Regions from separate parts of the Mus musculus genome. Here region 2 is linked to region 1. Evidence: chromatin loops called from intact Hi-C (ENCODE). Cell type or tissue: left cerebral cortex. All regions are shown on one strand. Links, peaks and the distances in the headings refer to the core of each region. The heading gives the core; the rest is flanking DNA. Region 1 has its middle 8.1 kb from the start of Pcdh9. Region 2 overlaps Pcdh9 (protocadherin 9).

Region 1 (13,077 bases), core at 1,727-9,726:
AGGTCAGAGGCTTGAATGCCCACCCAGGGCTGAGTGGACAGTGTATGGCAGCTTTCCCATGCCTGACAGACCAGAGAATAGGTAAAACACTGGCGTGGGTCTTCCCCTGCCTCTCGCCTGAGCCCCCTTTTTGTTCCCTACAATCAAGGAGGGAGGTCCACTGTGGGTGGTGCCATCTCTCGGCTGGTAGTCTTGGGTTCTATAAGAAAGCAGGCTGAGAAAGCCAGGGGAAGTAAGCCAGTAAAGAACATCCCTCCATGGCTTCTGCATCAGCTTCTGCTTTCTGACATGCTTGAGTTCCAGTCCTGACTTCATAAACAGCAATATGGAAGTGTAAGCTGAATAAACCCTTTCCTCCCCAACTTGCTTCTTGGTCATGATGTTTTGTCCAGGCATAGAACCCTGACTAAGACAGTAGGTATTGAGGCACAGCCCATGGTTGCTCAGGGAGAACATCTGATTACCTTTCAGGTTGCTTTCAGCTTTTTCTACTGGCAGCTGGATTCACAACCTGAAAATACATGAAAAATGAAATTGCTATTTGTTATAAAAGGAGATGTAGAAATAGACATAATCATGAAGTCAGATTATCTTCCAACTTTACCTTTTTAAAAGACCAAAGTAGAAAGTAGACTATTACGAAATTAGAAGAATACCCTTCTTTGGGAGGGAACTAGGCATACGTATCAATAAAAGTAATATAAATTTGATTGCAATGTTTAATTTACATATGTGAAAATTTCATATTAAAACATACTATTTTATACAATTAATATGAACTGATATTTCTCTTTTTTGATAAAACTATTGTGCCTGATTAAGAGTAGGTGGGAAACTCGAGGTCTTTCAGAACTGAAGTAAGAACACTTCATGGAAAACACTTAGTGCTCAGTACTGGCTTATTGACTGAGCCATCTTTCTGCCTGTTTAGCTGGGATTTGTTGTTGCTCTCCCCCCTTTGTACTCATATATCTGCATTAGAACACATTTTCTGCAGAGAAAAACTGGGAAAACACAGACCCTTACTCTTGCAAAATATAGAAATGTAACTGGAAGCAAATTCACTTGCCTGGTTATGATATAATGATTTTTGAAAAACCTTTAGTTTCTGTGGTAGAATAAGTAAAAGAAAGCCACCTTTAGGGATTGCGAATGAGGATTACTTTTCTTATTTAAATCTTTTTAATCAATAATTTCAGATCATGTTTCTCACATCCTCAACGCTGTCCAGATTTCCCCCTACACTCTATCCATTAATTCATTTTCTTTCTCTGTTCTTCCTCCAATAACTAAAAATCTAAACAAACAAACAAGCCAACCAAAAAAGCAATAAGAAAAAATACAAAAACAGAACAGAACAAAGAACAAAGTCTTGCTATCCCCCTAAAAACAAATAAACAAAATATGGAGTCTGTTTTGTGTTGGACAACTAACTGGTCATGGGGCTGCCTCCAGTTGTTACACTCCTTGACATGTCACTGGAGATAACTGTTTATCCCTTTCACAGAAGTTATCAATTGCAAATAGTGTCCTGGTTAAGGGAGGGAATTTGTGTCCAGTTCCTTTCTCAGTGCTGGGGTTTTGTCTTGTTTGAACCTGTGAAAATCTCCTGGATGATGCCACATTATTTATTATTATGTATTCATTTGTATATCATTTCTATTCATTTTAGCTCAACAAAATGGATATCTCTCTTTGTCATAGGAAAAAAATTAAAGATAACTAGTAAATGTATTGAGCAAGCAATAGGCCACAACAGAGACTTGTAAGGTAATACTTAATGTGTTTTGTAGAACTATTCCCAAAGCAAAGAAAGAAAGAAAAAAAGAAAGAAAGAAAGAAAGAAAGAAAGAAAGAAAGAAAGAAAGAAAGAAAGAAAGAAAGAAAGAGGAAGGAAGGAAGGAAGGAAGGAAGGAAGGAAGGAAGGAAGGAAGGAAGGAAGGAAGGAAGGAAGAAAGGAAGAAAGGAAGAAAGGAAGAAAGGAAGAAAGGAAGAAAGAAAGAATCAAACAAGCAAATAAAGAAATAAAAGCATTTGCTAAATTTATTCTCTTAAGACAAAAATAATCAGATGAATAGAGGCTGTTCTAAAGGCAAACTGCACAGAAAATATTTTATCTACCATAATGTTAGCTAAAAACTAAACTTAGACACGTACTTCTAATTTCTTATTTTCGCATACAGCCTTCCCATGGTCTCCAAGAGGGAATGGTTTGGGGGCTCCCCCGTGGGTAGTAAAATCTGCAAATGTTCAAGCCCTTTAAATAAAATGACAGAATTTGCATATAACCTATACACATACTCCTGTATACTTTGTCATCCTGTGATTATTTATAATACTCAATATAACACAAATGCAATGTGAATTATTGTTTTTGTTGTGTAGAGAATAGTGACAAGGAAAAATGTTCCTGTACAGACAGAGAGAGGCAATTATTTTTTTTGGAATAGTTTCCATTAATTGCTTGACACTGGGGAGGTAAAACAGGTGTTTGAGGGGTTGGCTGCACGCATGTGTTTGTATATCCACATAAGATTGCTTTTCCAGAGACAATAATTTTATTTGTTACAACTCTGAAAAATCTCTTTAATAACAGCAATAAAGATAGGCCAGACCCTTCTGTTAATGGCAAGCATAGCTCTTAAAAAGCAAACCTGGTGTCATTTATGAAAAATTCGACAAAATTCAGGGAGCACTTAGTAAAGCAGGACGTCTTGAAATAAGTCCAGAACAATCTGAAAATTGCCAACAAGTTTAGCTGTGAAAAAGGCTCTGGAGAAGTCGCTTCTTCTAAATGAAGGGAGAAAATCTTGGTCTTGTTTTAATAATTTAGAAGTTGACAGAATGCCTCTCTGTTCTGAGTCATGACTTGTAATTGAAAATAATTATTGTTTATACAATGTACTCTGATCACAATGTCCTATTCCTTATCCCTCTGAGATCCACGCCATCAATTCAACTCCATTTCTTTGCTTTCTCTGTTTAGAAAATAAACAGGCAAATCAAACAAAATAAACTAGAATACATTTTTTAAGACAAAAAAGGCACAAGAAACACACACACACACCATAAAAAGTCAAAATCAGAAGCCATATTTTCAAACAGAAGACCAATAAGATAAAAATGTAAAATTGCCCACAAAAAGGCATCTGAGACAAAAATCTGTAGAAAAATTATTGAATTTGTTTCATGTTGGCCATCTTCTGCTGGCATGGGGCCTGTCCTTAAGTTTATCTACCCACTGAGACTCCACTGGAGAAAACTAAACTTTCCTTTGAAAGAGTGAGTTGTCAACAGAAGGTAGCTTCTTGGGTAGGGATGGGAGCTTATGCTCTCTTCCCCCTCTCACTGCTGAGACCTCATACGGCTTGGACTTGTGCAAGCCCTGGGGATGTTTTACAGGCTCTCTGGGCTCATTTCTGCCCAGCTTGCCTTTGATCTTGAGCCTTTTCTCTCCTATCTTTATACAGTATATTAAAGGTCTGCTCAAACCAAAAACGATCTAGTTCATTCAAAATAATTTGAGAAAAGTGTATGCTAAAATTAAAAGATCAGGCTATCATGAAAAAAAAAAGAGAGAGAAACTTTTAGTAAACATAAAGGAGAATTAAGATGTAAATTATGAATGTGTCTTTGTGTTTTTAAGAGTAGTACAAGTAGACTTGGAGGTTGGATGGGATCCCCTTTGTACTGAAGAATATCATCAAATAAAGGCAATTGTATGCTTATATAACTCTTATTTTATGACAAATATTGTGATTATTGACTTATTGGTTCACTTGAAGGGCATTAATGGATGCCAGCACCTTCCAATGTCAATTTGTCAAGTAACAGAATATTCATAGACACTGAATCATCCCACAGGTCATTGGCTATTTGGAAGGAGATATAGCCTCTACACTGAGATGTGTTGTGGCAATTCCTGTAAAATGAGCTCGCTTCACATTATACATGGTGAAACAACCTGACACTACAGATGTCCTGGGAAAATGAATGTCAGGGACACTACCTCCCCTATGAACTATTTACTGTCCATGGTAGTGTTTGACTAAGTTCTCTGCCACACAATTAAAGTAGATTTATGACTAGTTCAAATTAAGATCTACTAGAAAATACAGGACATATTTTAGACAGGTTTGGGTTTTTTTTTTGTATTATTATACTGGTTGTATGACGAAATGATGTATTGAGATAAAGTTGGATAATTTAAAATTTAAGTTATTATGTTTTTAAATTATTGTAAATAGCCATAAGGATATTTTTGGTTATGCCTAGGACACCAATTACATCTTTAATGAACATAAGTACCTTAATTCTGCCTTCCACTTTACAAAACTGTAGGTGCTAGAGCATTAAATTAATGATCCTAAGAGAAAGTAATTAAGCAATTCCAAATTGTGGGATGATGCACCCTACAACTGCCCTTACCTCTTCAGAAAGTCAACATCTTAGAATTGTTCAGATGCTTAAACAAAGGAACTAACAGGCAGCCAAACAGAGGCAGTGTAACTATATCAGAGTTGTGGAAGTGGGAACATACTGGCTTTACATTGTATTTATGCATAAATATAATACATAGAGGCACAAGATGATACTACAAAAATGGTTGTTGCTATATTAAGGAGATACTACAGTTTCAAAAAGGGTCATGTTTTCTAGGTTGTGAGTTATTTGCAGTCACGTGGTTTAAGTATATATCTTACTTTCCTGTGTTTGAAAAAAAAATCTACATGCATACAAAATCTTTACAGTTGGGCAAAAAATTTTTTTTGGAAACTATACAAAATTTAACTTATATTCTTTTTCTATGCATTCATGTCATGTTCTTTTTGGTGTTTCTGATTTTGTTTAGAGCTAGGAGAAGGCCTTAGTTTGTGAAGTAGTTGTCCTTGCAAGCAGGATCCCAGAACCCAAGCAAAATCAGACGAGTTGTTGTGGCCTGCTGACAGCGTTTTTCAGTATTCCCAGTGGAGACAAGGCATCCCCAGGCAACCAAGCCAGCTAGAGTCGGTAAGTGGTTGAAAAATACACCTCAGTAAACACGTGCATGCCAAACATCACATTTATGCACCCGCACACATGGAGATGTATGGTCACACACATTCACCATACAAAGGTTTCTTCTTAAAATATGAGAGTCCAAAGATGGACGTAAGTGGGGGAAATGTGTTACATTTTCACAGAATGTTGTTTTCTATGTCCTTTCATGTGCATTTTTAAATTGGTAAATCAATGAATAATATATAAATTGTAATACCAAATAAATTTATTAATGTTATTAACATCAATATATTAAATAATAACTTTAATATCATTTAATAAAATAATAATTTGGCAATAGTAATATGGCCATAAGGATAATATACTTAGGACAGCGGTATCGATTTCAATTCCTTTCTTTCTATTTACTGTAAAATTGTTGAGATCATAGATGCTAGACCACAATGAGAGACTAGGTGCCTCCCTTCACTTTCATCAACCCTGAAATTTTACTAGCACTAAATATGAATTAAAAACTAAAACTGAACAGAACTATACAAATGCCTAAAATTGTTTATTTTAATTAGAACATCAAATAATAAAATCTGACTTTTATTTTGCTACTGGTTTCTCTTTCCAAAGGCATTGTCACAGTGCTATGTCATCGTGGCAGAATTATATTAACTTGAGACATATTTGACTATGTTTGAAATACATGATTAACTCAATAATCATTGACTATGTTTGGAAAATATGACGAACTCTCTAATCATATAAATAAGCTTGCAATCTTTAATATTTTAAGTTCAGGTCAGTCTTAAGAAAACAAAATAGAAAACACACTTCAGTGACAAACTGTAACATCGGTGTGAATTTTTATAAGTCGTGTGTCATACATTTCACTAGCAATCAATTCAAAATGAGTGAAGCGTCCAGAAAAACTTCAAACTGGGATATCAATTTCTAACTTCCAATGCAGCACACGTGTTTATATTCATTTCAATTGAATAATGTTAGTACATCTAAAATTTGCCATCAAAAAGGTGTTTACTGCTCACCAGAATTTCTATTGCTTCACACGTTTAATGAAAAGTGCAGCGCAGTCAGACCCTGCTCACTTTGTACCATTTCCCATCCTGGATATGTGCAGGTCTCAAGCTCGGATGACGGATGTCTTTCTCTCCAAGAAGCCGATAGGAAAGAAGCACATTTTGAAACAAGACCAAAAAAAGAAACACATTGCCACCAACACGTATATTCATAAAACCATGGATAGAGAGGAATAATAATTCATATCTGTTACCTTTTGTTAGAAAACTCCATTATAAAGTTACTACATAATATATTGACATCATTATCTTTGGACATTTTTACCTATTTATTTTACTTAAATTTTACACCTCTGAAAAATTATCCCACAGATGATGTTTAATTTGTAGGACAGAAATCTAAACTATGCTTATTTTGTTAACTTTTGAAAGTCATAGAGTAGAAAATTAAATCTTACACTCCTTCCTCTTTTTTTTTCTCATTTTATATGTATTGCAGAAAAAGTCCTCTAGATGGCAGCATTTACCACAGATAGAAATTATATTGGAAGGAATTTAACTCTAAAAGTGACAGACTAATTGATAAAGTTGAAATTTTTCCTTGTTTTAGGTATGCAACCCAATGCTTTACCTATATGATTACATAATTGCTCATTTATTAAGGTGTTACTGAAACTACATTTTACACATTTCCAAAGAATAGCAGGCTCAGCCCAATTCACCAAAATAAATATATATTATGTGTATCCTTCGGAGGAACTAAAATAATTTGCATTGATGTAGAGATAAATATGAAAGATATGTTAACTAACCACATATTTATACCTGTTTTTTTAAATATACGTATGATAACATTTGGATGAACTTAGAAATAATTTGTTAGAAAGTTAAGTGTTAAAAATCAAGACCAGGTTTTAATTTTATATTCAGATTAACCTGTTCTGACTCTCATTAGCATTCTAAAATTGCTGCTGTATTCGCAATGGCTATGAAATGGAAACAACCTAAAAATTCATAAACTAATTATAGAATTTAGGGCAGTCGATATTTTGTTAGTGCATTTCTAAGTGGGTTCAATACTTTTAACTATTACACTACAATATCAATTCTAACAACTCAACTGTGTATATTGCACACTTATAAAAATTACAAATATTTACCATATTTACTTTTTCAAGTATTTATGTTTGAAAAACGAAGATAGACAGGAACTAGGTAAATAAGACCTTTTGCTTGACCCACTGAATTTCTGTACCTTGTACAAACTTAAAATGCATGTCTCTAATAGTTGTAAAAGAGTATTTATTTCCTACACTATTAGCTAACTATATAGAATGATCAATGGTACTATTCCAAATAAATCCCTAAAGATATGAATTGCACTGATATTATTACCTTTTGTGTGGCAATTTAGAAATTCATATAAATTGATTCAAATCATCTAAATCAGCCATAACTGTGGCTAGAGGCCTACATCAAGTCACATATCTGTGGTTTCAGCTTTGATATCAGTGGATATGCATGTGTATGCTGAGGAAAAAGGACTTCCTTTGTGAACATTTATTAATTGAAAGCATCCCTGTCCATAGAAAAACTACAGATACCTCCACCATCACTAAAAGGATTCCCAAAGATATTAAACTACTCTTAGTTGAATAACGTTGAAAATACAAATTTCATCTTGTGACTTATTTTCCTTCAAAATTACAGAAACAGCAGTTAGGCAAGTACAAGTCGCATTTTAGTCTTTTGTCAATAAATCAGGATTAAGTCAGCATCTTCCAATTTTTGTAACTATGTCTTACATTAGTTAGGACTATAAACAGCAGTCCTTATGACCAAATGGCACAGGGCAAATGTTGAGAAGTTTGAGCACAGTATTACTGGACAGTGGTGACTGAGAGCCAGGTACTTAACCATGGTAATTGTGAATCCTCCTGTGAATAAACCTCATTTTCTTATTCTTTCTCCTTCTAGTCTCCAATAGTAACTGGTTTTTATATAATGCAAAAAACTCATGCATATACAACTTACTGTTCACAATGCAATTAGTTTGCTCATGAAATATTCTTACAGATACTCACAAGGAAGCCAAATTAAGTGTAATAGGATGTTTAAAATAATATGTTCAATAAGCAATTATACAAATATTAAGATTTAAATCATACAAGGTTGCTATCACTAACACAAATATATATACATATGAACATTGTGTGTGTGTGTGTGTTGAATATATACATCATGAGCATTCAAACTTAGGGAAAATATAAAGAGAGAACATATAAATGCCAGGTTTCAAGTGACAGAGGCAAGGAGGATCATAAATTAGAGGGCAGGGAATCCTAGTCTATCCTCAAAAATATTTAAATAAATAAGTAAAAAGAAGCAAAATTATACAATATGAAGCAAATATTGCTGTTTGTAATAGTATTCAAAAATAGATTATCTGATGCTAAATTCATCCATGGTGTATTTTATAACCCTAACACAATATTGTCCAATTCACTTTCTAATAATTATGATATTTACCTTAAGTATTACTTTCATATATTCTCTTATTCTTATTCATATACACTTTGATTAGTTTTTGTTGTAATATTTTAAAATTCTGTCTCTGTTTTGATGGTAAGGATCAAATGTTTGAAATTAAGCCTATTGCTCTCTTAAAATGGTCAATAAGCTCACATCCATTCATGTAAGTACAAACCGTTCTAGATTCCATTCATGTAAGTACAAACCGTTCTAGATTTACCATGAGGTCTCAAAGACAGGTGCTAACTGGCTGCTGAGGTGAAGTTTGAATGGTTTGGAAACATAACTATTCTTTCAAATTAATTTTTTTGGAATGCATGCTTATCTTATATTTATGAAGTTCATTTTACAAAGAAATTTTCCCTAATTGGGATTCCTTACAAAGTAATTCCTATAGCAATTTTAAGGAAGACATTTTGTTACATTTTGCCTTGCTCTACTTTATTTTGGTTACCCTAGTTTTCAGACTCAGGGCTTGGGAAGATCATAGACAGTCACTCCACCAATGAGCCATGGATTCAATGTCTGCTTTTAAAAAGAAAGATAACAAATGTTTAATTCACATTAAAAAAAAAAAACAACAACCTTACTCCATAAAACCTAGAAAGACCTCTGAGGCCTACCTAACCCTTCACAGTATTGCACCTATCATTGTCCTGGGTACAAAAGTTCATACATAGATGAATGGCATGATGTTGTGAAGTTAAATACCTTTGAAGGGCTATTAACCTTAGATTCTAATGAATGAAAGTGCCTCCCTCCCTCCCTCCCTCCCTCCCTGCCTCCCTCCCTCCCTTCCTGTCTGCCTCCCTTCCTTCCTTCCTCTCTGCCTGCCTGCCTTCCTTCCTTCCTTCCTTCCTTCCTTCCTTCCTTCCTTCCTTCCTTCCTTCCTTCCTTCCTTCTTCCCTTTCTTTCCTTTCTCCCTTCTTTTCTTTCTTCATTCCTTCCTTCTTTGTGTCTGTCTGTCTACAGCATTGTCTAACCTAGAACTCACTATACAGCCAGGGTGTCTTTGAGATTGCAGCAGTCCTCTGGCTTCACCCTCCTGGTGCTAGAATCCTAGGCAGGATCTGCAATGTTGGAAGAAATAAGATGCTTCATCTTAAAAATTTAAGGCCCTGTAACTACATGAAGAAGCATAGTTCTACATATGTACCATGATAGTGAGTCAGATCCTGGACAAATTGTAACAATGTCTGCTGAAGGCAGGTGGGGTTCATCTCCAGGACACTGTTGCAGTGGGATGTGGAGATAAGTCAGGACTGAAGCAGCCAACAAAATGTAAGGTTATCCTGACTCACCCTAATGCAGCTAGCAGAAAACCTTCTTTGAAATTTAGTTCTGAGGAACTATAAGAGGAAAACGAGGCTCATCCACCCAGTGGTACGTGAGTAAGTCTATTTGTGTGCACCTTATGTAACAAACTGGGCCTCCAGAGGAAAATCATGTGAGTATAGTGTTTAAAATAAAGTCTGAAAACATGAAAAGAATAAGAAAGGAGGAGATGGATGCTGGCCCAGAGGAAATGAAATTTTATTTTCAACAATATACGGTTATTAATGAAAGGGAAAGTCATACTACCAACTTTTAAATGCCTTAATAGACAAATTTTCCTAACTAGATCTTGGCAAATGCTATTGTAGTTGAAATGTTTACTAATGTCTCCATTTTTATGTATGAGTAGAGTTATTCCAAGTAGCATGCACACTTATTCATATCATTGCACATTATTCATATTACTGTAGATCGAAGGATAATACTCAATGTTTTATTCTAACAATTTTAATCTAGCTTTATCCGACAGAATCAAGAAGAAGCTGCCTATATTGTACTTAAAGTTACACAGATTTAGAGAAGTTACTTAATTTGAAATATTGCATAAGTATATTACCATTTAAATCAAATTCTATACCTTCCTAAATCACCACAAGATACCTTAGTCATACCGGTGAAAACGTGTACTGTCAAAGAACTGTCTACATAAAATTAAACTATTTTATAATTCATTAGAAAATTTGAGAATTCAATATATATATATATATATATGTATATATATATTTTTAATTTACGTAGTAGTCATGACAGAACAGTGGCTCTGAAACGTGTCAGTTTACATTGTAATAACTTTAAAGGCACCAATCTGACACATATAATCTGTGTCAGTCACGAAAATATAGCAAACTGTTTTAAATTTAGATCAGTCATTCAAGGAGAATGAAAGGTGTCACTGGGGTTCCATGATAATTTGATTACCTGCATTAGGGTGCCTTAAAAAATGAAAAAAAAAAAGAAGTAAAGGAGAATAAAGATACTCAAAAAGAAGAGCTGACAGTCACTAAGAAAGCAAAGGAATTAACCCACAACCCACTATACTTAGTCATTTTGCACAGACTTCAGAAGGTGCTAATTTCTCCTTGTAGTGTTAAAATTCTGTATTGTCATTTTCTCAAGAGTAGTAATGCACACCACCCTTAACAAGGCCTTTAACACATCATTCCTCCCGAAGCACAGTGCAAAAGCCTAGAACTGTTGTGAAATGGTAGAGAGATACTGCTGTGACATCACAGGCCCGTGATCTATTCGCTGTCTGTTAGATGCAGCACCCCTCTGGATTACATTTACAAGTATAGAGCATGAAATATGTTTTACTTAATTTTTAACCTTCAGTACACTGTAGAAGCTGTGTTATTCTGGTCTTGAAATCCTTGAGGAGGGCATGTGATCATTTTCAACATTATAGCCTATGTCTTTTATAGAAAATGTAACATGCAGGAATGATCTCCATATGAAATGTAATTTTAACAATGCTGTGTGATAACTAGGAAGTCATACACCAGAATCCAATTAAACTCGACTTCTTAATAATTCAGGTTATTATATGCCATTGCATGGAAATTATTGTTTAATATATAAATAGAACGATGTTAAACATGGGGAATGTGTAACCATTCCAGTATTCCATATCTGTTTCTATGTGGATCTGAAGGCATTTTAGGCTTAAGTTAAATGGCCAGGGTTGACTTAGCTTTGTATCCTATGACCTAGATAGCCAGGAGTGAACAGTATGTCTCTTATACTTTTGCCCAGATGGTACTAACTCTTGAAGTACTAATCAGATAGCAAGGGTAACAGCATCATAATTCCTGGCTGTAGAAACATGCATTGCCAATTGTGAATGAGCATTAATTAAAGAGATCTAGTTGGATGCATGTATACACACACACACACACACACACACACACACACACACACACACACTACACTACACTGCACTATTTACACACAACAAACTAGATGACAACATAATATATTTAAATGCTTCAAAATGTGAAATAAAATATAGCATAAAACAACATATAGTTCATACCAAAATTAAAACGTTATCCTAATTAACACCCATTTACTTAATTTTTAAACATTATAGTGTATTGTAGTGTACTTGAAATCATATAACAAAGTATGTTGTATTTGAGGCAAGAACTTCAAGGTAAATAGCAAAGGTCTATTTAACGTGTAATTTTCTTCTAGGATTATTAACAAAATAATATTTATCATTATAAAGTCGAACAGCTGAAATAGAATAAAAGAGACAAGTCTGCACAATCTACATTAAGTTGTTAAGAAACTATGGTGAAGGAATCTCTGTAATTTAGTTATCTTACATACACATGAGACATAGTGTCCTGGTTGATACAAGAGCCCTATTTCTCTGTCTTAGTCTCCTTTGAAAAGGATGCCCAGATGCCCCATTCTGGGGCTTTGACCTGAGGTTTTTTATTCATTGAAGTCTTGAGGTCCTGCGTCTCATGCTGTATTTGTATCCTCTCCCCTAGCCTTCATCCTGGTTCGTATTAAGATTTCGTTTTTTCAAGCATGGGGTAAATAACGGCCTTAGCCAGCAAATAAAGTCATCTCTTCACAGAGAGTAACACCCGTGGTTATTAATGAGGTTAAATAATTTTTGTTAAGCTGTGGGCTGCCACTACCTGACTTTGACATGACTGTGGTATGATTAATATATAATCGCATTGTCCATGAAACCAACTGGAAAGTAGCTGTGCTGTTGTTGATATTGATGGTACCAGAACAGTTCACAGCGAATATGCAAGCAGAAGAACATGCTACATTCGCTTCAGTTTTGTGAATGGCACAAGATCATTCACCGCAGTGCAATGAAAAGAACGAACCTCTAATTCACCAGAGCTGTTTGGGGAGGTTGTTTTCGTCCTCCTGACATCCGGACACATAGGGGTCTTCTTTCTTTAAACCTTGTTCATCCTAATCACATTAAATATTAATTTATTACCTTTTGACTGAGTGCAAGCACCATCAACATACTGCCTATAAGGAAAAATATCTTACAGCACAAGAGGTTGGAAGATTGCACGGTGAACTTTTAGACATTGAGATTTTACTGTGAGGATGCACCTAAGGTAAAGTTTTAATATTAAATGGGAATTACGTTTTTATATGAGAAAACGGTGATGCCAAACAAGACAGCTAAATTTCAGATTAC
Region 2 (13,077 bases), core at 2,773-10,772, 850 kb after region 1:
AATCCTGTGAATGACATATCTCAAAAATATGTTGTACAAATTCAAAGAACTTGAGAGTTCTCTAATGGCAAGACTCGCTGGTGACAGTTGGAATCAGAGGATTATAATCTCGTATTTTAAGTTTTAAAAAGACCTATGGTGATAAGATAGGTTGAAGTCATTCTCCAGACCTGAAATAGTTCCTGAAGACCTTTTACTCCCATGACTGGAACTGAAAACAAAGAACCTACCAATATTGAATGGAAAAAGATATTATTTGTTATGTTTATTTGTTTGTTTGTTTGTGTTTTTTCCCCCAAAACTATAATTCCTTTTGAATTTGCCCTGGCTTGAGGACCAAATTAACTTTCAAGAAGTAGCATAAACTCAAATTTAGAAAATTCAAATTTCAGAAAATACATAAATTGAATGGAAAGTTGTAATTGCAGCTATCCTTAAACTTGGTTGGTTTTAACTGTCAACCTGATGCTACCGGACAATTTCAGGGGAAGAGTAATTATCTAGATTTGTCCTGTGGGCATGCCTAGGTGTGATTGTTTTGATTGTTAACTAATGTAGGAACACTTACTCAATTTTCTAATCAGGAATCCTGAGTTGTATAAGAGGATGAGGAGGAGAAGGAATAGGAGGAGGAGGAGGTGAAGGAGGAGGTCTAGGTGGAGGAGAAAGGGAGGAGGAGGAGGAGGAGGAGGAGGAGGAAGCAGCTAGCTGAGAACAAGCAAACAGGCAAACAAGGATGCATGTTCTTGTTTCTGCTTCTGAGTTGAATGGGAAGTGACAGGCAAGCTTCAAGGACCTGCCTGGAATGTCCCTCACTGACAGACTGTAATTGTTAAGCAAGGAACCCCTCCACATGTATGTTTTTAGAGCACACTGATAGAAATAAAACTAGGAAAAAAATCTAAGATTGATATCATTTCCACTTTAAGTGTTCAAGATGAAGGAATATTTCTGTTTGGTGTTATAAATATTCCAAATATTGCTTTACTGCTCTTACCTTTAATATGGTTCCACAACTCTAATCATTATACTTATTATTTTGTATTTAATATATTCAAAGGGTCTTCAAGTTCTTCTTTCAGGAATGGAAAATTCCCTAAATAGAGTAGGGTCAGTCACAACCGAAAAAGATTATTTATTTATTCATTTCATTTGTTTTAAATAGTTTCTATCTTATAAACAAACTGAATTTATGAAATCTGTGTTCTTAGAATTATGAAAAAAATAATCCTTATGTGGCACAAGTGATACTATTCTAGGCTTAATTTAAGAAAGCAACTAAAATGTAGATTTTCCTACTGAATTCCCCATTGAGATTAAAAAAAGAAAACCAAGTAAAAATATACATCACTAGTACAGCTTTTATCCTTTGAAACTCAGAGAACATGTAAAACTTTAGTTTGAATTTTAGCCTGTCTTCAAATAACCCAGCTTTCTTGTTTTTCTGTTTGCAAAGGTAGGACTCCATTTAGCTATATTTTTGAGATTGTACATGCTAAAAGGTCATTTGATATTTTAAAACTCATATATTGAAATCACTTATGCACTATTGTGTATTAAGAGCTTTATGGTACCCAAGTGTTATATCCTTTTACATGCTTAGTCTGAACCATTCTAAAGTAAATCAAACAGGTTAAGGGTAAAGGTAGGAGTGAGACTGGGCTGATGGCGCACGAGCTTGAATTCTTAGATTCAAGTTGGTGGATCTGGGAAGGACTAGAGCTTGTGACCTTGCTGAAGGAGCTATGCCACATAGAGGAGGGTTTGATGTTTCTAAACTACTGCCAGGGTCACTCTCGAAAATTGGATCAACGTAAGCTCTCAGCTGTTCCCGCTACCATGACTCTGGATCCTGAAACTGTAAGCCCAAATTATACCCTTACCTTTAAAAGCTGCCTTGCTCATTGTATCTTGTTAAAGCAATAGAGAAATAACTACTATGAACTATAATGCAGCAGGGGATTCGCGGGTGAAATAACTGGCTGGCCCATGCCAAGATGTCCCTCTGAGAAATCACATTGTGCTACAGACTGAGATCAAGTGGGTTTATCGTGAGGAAGTGGTGCGGTGGGGGAGTGATGGCCGAGAGAAGGGGCAGCATTAGACAGATGGGAGCAGAAGTTAGAGAGCAGAGAATGGAGAGACAGAGAAATACAAAAAGAAGGACAGAAAGGTGGTGGGGGTGGGGAGCGAGAAAGACCAGCTGTGAACATATGGAAACAGAAAGAGAAACCCAAGTGGGATGGCTAACAGTCTTTTTCTGGCACCTGCTCGTGGCAGTTGCAGGGATTGGTGGCAAGGTGATGACTAAGCCATTGCTAGGTCTCGGCGAGAAGCCTAGCAGAATCCCCTGTAAGACAACAGCAACTAACACAGGATATCCTGTCTATATTGGGATTTTGCTCTTAGGATCACCAAATCACACCATAATTCCAACAGTCCAGATTTAGCCTTCCTTCATATTAATGCTTTCTCTAATGTTGAAACCGGCAAATTCAAGCCGATTTTAAAGTCAAAAAAATAAATCAGGTTAATTTGGGAATGGTTCCCTGGCAAGTTCACCAGCCTCAGCGGACCAAACTGGGAAAAAACATGCTGAGACAATGGTAGGCAAGGAAAATGACATTTTACTGGGGAACTACCTGAGTGAACGAATGGCTAAGATGAAAGACTCAGGTGACAGCATATGCTGGACAAGATGTGGAGAAACAATGTGACTTTTAAGGTGAACAGTCTATAGGGTATGAGGTGGGTGACAAACAGTGGCTCTGGGCCTCCTCTACTCAAAGGTGGAGGGTGGTTGGTCCTTCCTCCCTGTGGTCTGAGGAACGTAATTAGCCCCTCTCTTCTGGAGGGGTGCCTATGTTCGACCTTTCATTTCCAGGAAGAGAGGGGTCCAGTGGAATTTTCTAAAGTTCCTGAAGTGACCTCTTCATTTCCATACACTAGGCTTGTGCCTAGGTATGGTCACATAAGGCCCAGATCTGGGTGGCTTGCAACTTTAAGGGAAGAGGTTTCTGACTGATTTCAAGACTTTCAGGAATACAAAATTAGGCTACTGGAGCCTTGGTTTGGAGGCTTTCTGAGTCAGCGGGTTAAGGAGAGAGTAGAAGGAATGTGGGAATGTTGTGGGCTGGGTAGGGTAGGGGTGGAGAAACAATCAGGAGTATATGAGGGAGCAGAACTTTCCTACAACTTGGAGCTATAGCATAGGATACAAGAAGGCAGGATGAATGACTACGTGCATATGCATATGTATGTTTTAATGAAGCTTTAGTTTCACAAGTAAATACATCTTCAAATAATATTCTCATTCCTGAGAGGAGAAAATAGACACCTCTAGAGACGTTAGCCAATGCCTCTGACATCTTGCTATGATTAGAAGAGTTTATTTTATGACGTATCCGTTAGTATAGTGTATTGCTTATCTTTAGATGAGGCTGTGATCCAAGGGATGCTGTTGGGGAATCTATTCTTGTAGGATTTTCCTGCATGTGCTGTGTCGAAATTTAGGTCCTTATGCATTACTCTTGTGCTGCAAAAATTGCAGTAATTTCCCTTCAAAAACCATGTCTTCAAACACAGAACGATCTTTCTAATTTATACTATTTTCACTGCTTTATGAAGCTATAGCGTTGGATACATGAAGGTAGGATGAATGACTACATGCATACGCATATGTATGGCTTATTTATTGTCAAGAATCATTTTTAAATATCTAGCAGAAAGATGGTAGGGTCAAACCACGTTTCATTGTAAGGCAGTGTTTCTTCTTACCTACAAGTATGGCTAAAGAGTTTGTTTTGCCATCAGGCATCCTGAATCCCCCTCCCAGGTACTTATAAGTTTGAATATTTATGAAAATTAATGTATTTGATTTTCTGCTTCGTTCTCACTAAATAAAAGTGAAAAGTCTAAGTCACAATCTTATTAGAAATTAAGTTAAATAATGTTCCTCATTTACTTGGAATAGTACCTAATTTGAAATACTCAAAATGCACATATTTTTCATTGTTTTATATTCTTATTTATTCTTTTTATGACTCCTGCTATTATCCAATCTAATGTGCTAGACAATATATAAATATTATATGAATCCATCAATCACAAGCTGTCCAAACGAGGGTGACAAACACTGGCAACTATGTGCATCTTTTACATGAATTCCTGAGTCAAACAATAGGTTTTTACATGGGTAATGGAAAACTGAATGCTTGCCTTCATGGTTATACAGTAGACACTTTACAGGATGAGTCATTTCCCAAGTCCTACCATTTATATGTGAAAGCAAACAACAATGAGTTTGCTTACAGTATAATTGTGATTTTTTTCTTAAAAACTAGTCTTACAGGGATAATGTATGCTAGCTGCCAAAAACAAACAAACAAACAAACAAACAAATTAACATTTCAATAATCAGTCCATGTTTTTTCACTTACTCTACTATGATAGGATCAAACAATCAATGAAAGAAAAGAGATGTTTGAAGTCTATCTAGATGTATTTGTCCTTATAACCAACACAATTTTATAAAGCTTTAGCCAAGACTCCTTTATGCTCTTTCATCACTGTTTAGATAGATAGGTTTCCGTGGTGTATGGATGTCAGTAGTTTGTACTTCAGGAACACAACCGCTATGAATCATTGCGTTAGCGATTAGACAGTTTCTAGAAATCTAGGTTCACCCTCATAATTACAAGTTCAAATCTGAAGGACTTTGCCATCATCTCTTCTTTGTACCACCATTAAATTTGTACCATGAACCAAAAAGGAAAATTTGTGAGAACAGGCGCCTGTGCCCTGTGTCACAGTTGTTTCATGAAGTGAATATGGAAAGTAAGTCACAAGGAAGGAAAAATACTTGAATGGCATAATCAGATCCGGGATATTTTAATAGTGAAGACATAGATTCTGAAGCCTCGTGTGTGGTACTTTAGGAAAAATAGAATGATATGGATATGCATAAAATTATGGAGAAAGAGGCTTCTTTCATGGATTTGGCTCAAAGATTTATGAAGGTTGCCAAGTCTAAATGGCACATAGAAGAACAGACTGCAAGGATCTGTTGGCTCTGCTCTATCGAGACAGAATTCCTAGTCTGGTTTAGGAGTGCCATCTTTTATTCATCTTAGAGATTTCAACTGATCAGAGTGGGCTCATATGTACTATAGGAGCAATCTCTTTTACTTATAAATACTGGATTTGAATGTCAATCATAAGTAATGAATGCCTTCAAAGTAGCATTAGCTTGTGATCAAATGCCTGCTTACTACAGAAAAGCCAAGTTAGCACACACAATTTTCCATCACAAAGTGGATTGCACTTTTCTTGCAAACTGCACTTAAAGTACCCCCTAGCAAAGAACACATCTCGACTTGATGGTTAGATTAGTCCAGAAAACATCCCTCGCAGTCTCCTGGTGGTGGTGTACCTTATTGGAGAACTTCCTAAGATTGAGTTTAACTCTCACTGATGCAGAGAAAAATTAAAGCTTTTAAATTTAATGAAAAGGAGAGTGTGAGAAGGAGATGAGGAGGGGAGGGGGAAGGGACAAGAAAGGAGGAGGGAAAGGAAGAAGGAAGATGGAGGAGGAGAGGGAGAGAAATTGGGAGAGGGAGAGAGTCAGAAACAAATATTTTGTTCTTAGGTGATTCCACTTAACATTGTTTTCTTTCCAGAGCAGTTTTACTTCCACACAGAGCTAGCTGCTCTTAATTGGAGCCCACTGTTTACCTCAAGAAAGAGTACTGTGAAGACACAAGCATCTTGTGGCTGTGCTATTAGAACAGAGTAGCCCTATTGGCCAGAACATCATGGGATTCCTAGTTCCTCACTTCTATCTCGGTGCTGCTTTTCTTGTAGGAATAGTAACCAGGGCTTTCCCAAGGCTCCTATGGTTAATATCCAGGAATGGATTAAAAATAAAATCAGCAACATACCATCAGAAAACTGTGGAAAATCAATTACAAGGTTATTTTTTTTCCTGAAAATTTACATGTATTGTTTTTCCAGCTGTACGTAACAGGTCCCTATTCGTGTCTTGTCTTCATGTTATCTTGTATTTGGCATTTTATACAGAAATACATGTAAGTCAGACAGCCTTCCTCATTATGGAATCCTATATGTTCTCAATTTTATCATAATTAAGAGTCTTTGCAGTTGTCAATGGCACCTTTAGGTTAAATATAAACCAAGCATCTGCCACCATCAATGTAAGAGAGCAAAATAATGCCATGACTGCTGAGAGGAAAACTTGAGATGCATTGAAATGAGCCTGTCATCTAGGCGAATGGTGACAAACACGTACTTGTTTAGTATGTAAATGAAAAGAGCTATTAAGTATACATATCTTCATATATATGCATATATATGTTTCTTTTCATTTACATGCTAAAGTAATATATATATGCTAAACAGCATGAGATTTTGTGACATGTGTCCCCAGCCTCTTCACCTCTCATTCAATGCCTCTTCCACTGGTATGATTCAGCAGCTATATCCTGTGATAATCAATCAGTCATCTGATAATTAATCTTCCATCTAACCCCACCTCTGAGACCACCCCTCCCTGCTTTATGATATACTAGTAAACCCTGCCACAGACATGGTCACATTAGTACATGACTTCTATGCCTCAATTTTGAGACTTGTGTCTCTTGAAAAGTTCCCATAACCTAGCACTGGGCAGGATCTGTACAATAGGTATTTATTGAAAGAGAATTACCATAATAGGTCACTAAGCAACTCTCATTTGTACTAGCAGATTTAAGAATTGCAACAGAACTCCATTGATAAGGTTAATAGAGAGGTCTGGGAAAATTCTCTTAACAAAATAAAGATCGCCCTGTGCAAAGCACTTGAGAGACAGAGGGAGAGCTTTCTCTAAAGGCCGCCTCCTTTTACCTGGCATCCTCTCCCTTTCATACACTTCACTTCTCTTTACTTCTGGACCCTGCCTCCCTTGAATGAGCACAGCAGCATCACTTCCCAGCGGACAGTTACTTAGCACTTCTACATGCTTCTGAAAGTTGGAAAGTACTTCTTTCCTGGGTGATCCAAGGAGCATGGAGAGCTTTTGAATCTTCTTAGGAGAAGCACTGAGTGCAGCCTTCTCTTTGCTTTTGAGAAAACACCTGCTGGTAACTTTGATTCTCTATTATGCTTCCATAGTCCCCGCTCTTCCTTTGCTCTATAGCATTTATCAGAATCTGCAATGGCTTTCTCCGTGTGTGGTTATTTTACTCCAGGCTGTGAAGGCAATGTAGAATCCTCCTGCCCACTCTCCTGTATTTCTCACTAAGCCACCAAAAATCAACCTCTAGCAAAAATGAGAGAAATTAAATGAACATAGAGTGGTATATGTAATGTCTGTAGATTTCTTCTCAAGTAACCTACCATTTCTAAGTTCTCATATGGAAACACTATGATTGTTGATTCATTTATAGCCACGAAAGTGAAGTGTTTGTGAGGATGCTACCAGCCATGCTACTCAGTGTCCTCGGCACATCTCAGTCTATTAAGATGCTTAGGGAGATATGCACAGGAGAGGTATTGCTGGTCTCATATGAGGCTATGCCAGTGCCTGGCAAATACAGAAATGGATGCTCACAGTAATCTATAGGATAAAACACAGGGTCCCAGTGGAGGAGCTAGAGAAAGTACCCAAGGAGCTGAAGGGGTCTGCAACCCTATAGGTGGAACAACAATATGAACTAACCAATACCCCCAGAGCTCGTGTGTCTAGCTGCATACGTAGCAGAAGATGGCCCAGTTGACCATCATTGGGAAGAGAGACCCGTAGGCATTGCAAACTTCATATGCCTCAGTAGAGGGGAATGCCAGGGCCAAGAAGTGGGAGTGGGTGGGTAGGGGAGCAGGGCAAGGGGAGAGTATAGGGGACTTTTGGGATAGCATTTGAAATGTAAATAAAGAAAATATCTAATAAAATAAAATAAAATTACAGAACATTAAAAAATGCTTAGGGGGATAGATAAGCATCTTCTAAACAGCATCACTTGGAATAGTCACTGTCTTCAAGATTGTCATTAAGCCACAAGATAATGTTAAACCATTTTACTGAGTCTTTTGTCACATTAATGATAGCTATTCTTGGTGAGAAACTCCAACAATGAAAGAGATTTATTGTCCTTTGGCATTTATGAGGTCTGGGTAAAGTCATTCCATACTAAACCATATATATCCATTGCATCATCATTTCATTAATATGTTTGCCTGCGTTGTGCATTTCTAAGGACCATGTAATAGGCTTCAAACTTGAAAAGTCTCTCAGGTTGCCTAAAAATTACAAGTTTATGTTTATTCCATATTTTTTATATTGTACCAAAATTGGCCTATAATAAGTGAAAATATTTCAGGAAATGCATACATATCATATTCATGTAAATAGAAACACACACACACACACCTTCCTCTCTATGTACAGTTTAACTAATTCTTAAATTTCTAAGACAGATTGAACCAGTCCCTAGTCAGAATACTACCACCTGCAATTTTCTCTTACAAAGGAGTAGTCAATTTGTGAGACAACCCTCTAGATTAAATAAAAGAGCCCATTGCTCTAATTTGTTCTTCATAAACGTCCCAGCCTTCAGCTTTGTGCCTGATGGTATAATTTCCTAAATAGTGGCCTCCATGCTTAAAATATAATAGCCTTTCAGGAATGATCTTACTAAGCCTAGAAATGACAAATGTTGGCCCTTGTATTTGAACCCATGAGGCTCTGCAGGCATTTTTAAAATATAGAACTCTTTTGTGACTTGCAGGTTTCTCCTCCTTATTAAAAATTAACCTCCAAATGCCTTTTGAGTTTACTTTTTTACTGTCCCAGAACTTCCCCCTTGGAAGTTATTTTGATCTTCTTTGCTGTTAAGGAGTGGCCTCTTGTATTTCTGGCATTGTTGTTAGTTTTGTTCTTAATTTTTTTTTTTGCTGTATTTTATATTATGTTTGAAAATCACATTTTCTCCTTTAGTCTTATAGAGGAACAGAAAAGCAGCTCAAGACCTTGTACCAAGTCTGTCCAGTGGGCTACAGGCGAAGCAGAGTGAGAAGAGGTATTGGCAGAAAGGATGGGTGTCTGAGGCAGGCTGGATATGCTGCCCAGTCAAGAGCTTTTCGTGGGTGCTGAAGCCCACTTGCTACAGGACATGCTGAGGCAGACATTTGTATCGACAAGTGCTTCTAAATATGCCACTGTATCAGCAGGAAACAGAGGATCTCCTGATTTCAAGTTTTGCTAGTTTTCATTTTGGAAAATGGGACCCTGTGAGCAATTACTTGGTGAATTAGCAAGCATCCTGGATAAACATCCATATCTGTGTTATTAAACTGGAGGATATTTTTAAAAAAAAGTAAGGCATACCAGCAAGAAGAAGTTCTCAAAATAAGCATGAGTGGACTTCTATATGGTTCGTTCTCTGTGCAAGGATCTTGTGAGGGAACTTATATATGAAGTGCAATGTTTCTTAGTCAGCCCCTGCAGTGGAGCACTCACAAAGTGTGTTAATCCTCTAATTGGGTTAAATTCATTTAATTAGCAGTGAAAAGATGCATTTTAAGTGCTTAATAAAATGCTTATATTCAGAGCAGCTACCAGATGTTTTCGCTATAGATGTTGTAAAGTTATGCATGCTTCTTTTTCCTTCGTTGAAATGAAGAAATTTTACGTGATGATAATAAATTATAACAATAATAATAATACCTGATTTGCTTCAGCAAAGTTTGGTTAATCTCACCAAAGAAAACCCAGCATTTTTGTTTTATAATTTCAGTACAATCTCTCTTGTAACACTCTCCATTCAGTCTGCCTACATAGACTTGCATCCTTACACAACCTCTGCACACAAACAGACACTATTTTGAGATGAGGAACAGCAAGAGTTGTTTTGGATGACAAGTGCGAAAATATGAACCTTGGGCATTGCATAAAATGCCCACGTTTAGTGAGTTAACTCGGTGGGTATAGGTGATGGCGGCCAAACTTCTGACCTAATTTTGACACCCATATATATATAAATGGTAAAGCAAAGAACACAATCCTGCAAGTTGTCTCTTGACCTTACACCCACACCATAAGGGTTTGCACAGGCATTAATAAATATAGAATTCCTTCCACAAATAAAAACATTTCCTGGTACAAGGAGTCACAACACACTTTATTTACTGAGAAGATTGTCTTGGTTGAGATACATTGTCTCAGAAATGAAGAGTCTGATAGGCAATGAACACAGACTCCCTTAGTTAATATGCCATCAAGTGATATGCTGATGGAAAATGGCATCACTAGTTGAAATCTTAGACCTGAATTAAATCAAGACTTTTAATGACTGAATAGCACTATATGGTTAGAGGGAAACATTTCAGCTTGTGCAATCTAGGTTTTCCTGCATCTTCATTAAATTCAGAGTAACTGTTAAGTATTTAGAGCCAGCCCATCACTTAGTCACATAGACAACTGTGATTAAAATATGTGACTAAAAATTATAAATATAAATTGACAGAGACCAAACAAATTTGCATTTGTAGAAGAACCTATTATTTTTTTTTCCATTTTTTATTAGGTATTTAACTCATTTACATTTCCAATGCTATACCAAAAGTCCCCCATATCCACCCACCCCTACTCCCCTGCCCACCCACTCCCCCTTTTTGGCCCTGGTATTCCCCTGTACTGGGGCATATAAAGTTTGCAAGTCCAATGGGCCTCTCTTTCCAGTGATGGCCGACTAGGCCATCTTTTGATATATATGCAGCTAGAGTCAAGAGCTCCGGGGTACTGGTTAGCTCATAATGTTGTTCCACCTATAGGGTTGCAGATCCCTTTAGCTCCTTGGCTACATTCTCTAGCTCCTCCATTGGGAGCCCTATGATCCATCCATTAGCTGACTGTGAGCATCCACTTCTGTGTTTGCTGGGCCCCGGCATAGTCTCACAAGAGACAGCTACATCTGCGTCCTTTCAATAAAATCTTGCTAGTGTATGCAATGGTGTCAGCGTTTGGATGCTGATTATGGGGTGGATCCCTGGCTATGGCAGTCTCTACATGGTCCATCCTTTCATCTCAGCTCCAAACTCCGTCTCTGTAACTCCTTCCATGGGTGTTTTGTTCCCAAATCTAAGGAGGGGCATAGTGTCCACTGAGAACCTGAGACTGCGGTACATAGGGAAGCAGGCTACCCGGGCCTGATCTGGGGCACAAGTCCCTTCCGCTCGACTCGAGACTCGAGCCCCGGGCTACCTTGCCAGCAGAGTCTTGCCCAACACCCGCAAGCGTCCACACAGGACTCCCCACGGGACCCTAAGACCTCTGGTGAGTGGATCACAGTGCCTGCCCCAATCCAATCGCGCGGAACTCGAGACTGCGGTACATAGGGAAGCAGGCTACCCGGGCCTGATCTGGGGCACAAGTCCCTTCCGCTCAACTCGAGACTCGAGCCCCGGGCTACCTTGCCAGCAGAGTCTTGCCCAACACCCGCAAGGGTCCACACAGGACTCCCCACGGGACCCTAAGACCTCTGGTGAGTGGATCACAGTGCCTGCCCCAATCCAATCGCGCGGAACTCGAGACTGCGGTACATAGGGAAGCAGGCTACCCGGGCCTGATCTGGGGCACAAGTCCCTTCCGCTCGACTCGAGACTCGAGCCCCGGGCTACCTTGACAGCAGAGTCTTGCCCAACACCCGCAAGGGCCCACACGGGGCTCCCCACGGGACCCTAAGACCTCTGGTGAGTGGAACACAGCGCCTACCCCAATCCAATTGCGTGGAACTTGAGACTGCAGTACATAGGGAAGCAGGCTACCCGGGCTTGATCTGGGGCACAAACCCCTTCCACTCCACTCGAGCCCCGGCTACCTTGCCAGCTGAGTCGCCTGACACCCGCAAGGGCCCACACAGGATTCCACACGTGATCCTAAGACCTCTAGTGAGTGGAACACAACTTCTGCCAGGAGTCTGGTTCGAACACCAGATATCTGGGTACCTGCCTTGCAAGAAGAGAGCTTGCCTGCAGAGAATACTCTGCCCACTGAAACTAAGGAGAGTGCTACCCTCCAGGTCTGCTCATAGAGGCTAACAGAGTCACCTGAAGAACAAGCTCTTAACAGTGACAACTAAAACAGCTAGCTTCAGAGATTACCAGATGGCGAAAGGCAAACGTAAGAATCCTACTAACAGAAATCAAGACCACTCACCATCATCAGAACGCAGCACTCCCACCCCACCTAGTCCTGGGCACCCCAACACAACCGAAAATCTAGACCCAGATTTAAAAACATTTCTCATGATGATGATAGAGGACATCAAGAAGGACTTTCATAAGTCACTTAAAGATTTACAGGAGAGCACTGCTAAAGAGTTACAGGCTCTTAAAGAAAAGCAGGAAAACACAGCCAAACAGGTGATGGAAATGAACAAAACCATACTAGAACTAAAAGGGGAAGTAGACACAATAAAGAAAACCCAAAGCGAGGCAATGCTGGAGATAGAAACCCTAGGAAAGAGATCTGGAACCATAGATGCGAGCATCAGCAACAGAATACAAGAAATGGAAGAGAGAATCTCAGGTGCAGAAGATTCCATAGAGAACATCGACACAACAGTCAAAGAAAATACAAAATGCAAAAGGATCCTAACTCAAAACATCCAGGTAATCCAGGACACAATGAGAAGACCAAACCTACGGATAATAGGAATTGATGAGAATGAAGATTTTCAACTTAAAGGGCCAGCTAATATCTTCAACAAAATAATAGAAGAAAACTTCCCAAACATAAAAAAAGAGATGCCCATGATCATACAAGAAGCATACAGAACTCCAAATAGACTGGACCAGAAAAGAAATTCCTCCCGACACATAATAATCAGAACAACAAATGCACTAAATAAAGATAGAATATTAAAAGCAGTAAGGGAGAAAGGTCAAGTAACATATAAAGGAAGGCCTATCAGAATTACACCAGACTTTTCACCAGAGACTATGAAAGCCAGAAGAGCCTGGACAGATGTTATACAGACACTAAGAGAACACAAATGCCAGCCCAGGCTACTATACCCGGCC

What was found. Hi-C counts contacts between places; a loop is a spot of excess contacts. Peaks named below come from ENCODE experiments on the same cell type or tissue, not always from the same donor. Only the 100,000 strongest peaks of a DNase experiment are listed, where the experiment ranks them.
Region 2: a loop joins it to region 1, with 4 times the contacts of the local background. A loop is called at or near these places in 2 of 42 quality-filtered maps.

The regions. Positions count from the first base shown.
Region 1 is chr14:93,892,197-93,905,273 of GRCm38, reverse strand. It overlaps a transcript of Pcdh9 not described here. Among named protein-coding and RNA genes, the nearest start is that of Pcdh9, 8.1 kb to the right of the region's middle. In left cerebral cortex, for the core only: a CTCF peak has its summit at 6,537 (motif pointing right); a DNase peak (open chromatin) is centred at 6,597; H3K27ac peaks cover 221 bases.
Region 2 is chr14:93,048,176-93,061,252 of GRCm38, reverse strand. The region is part of intron 4 of Pcdh9 (protocadherin 9); the gene reads left to right. Among named protein-coding and RNA genes, the nearest start is that of Gm23509, 83 kb to the left of the region's middle. In left cerebral cortex, for the core only: no CTCF peak of the experiment used is centred there; DNase peaks (open chromatin) are centred at 5,018 and 7,193.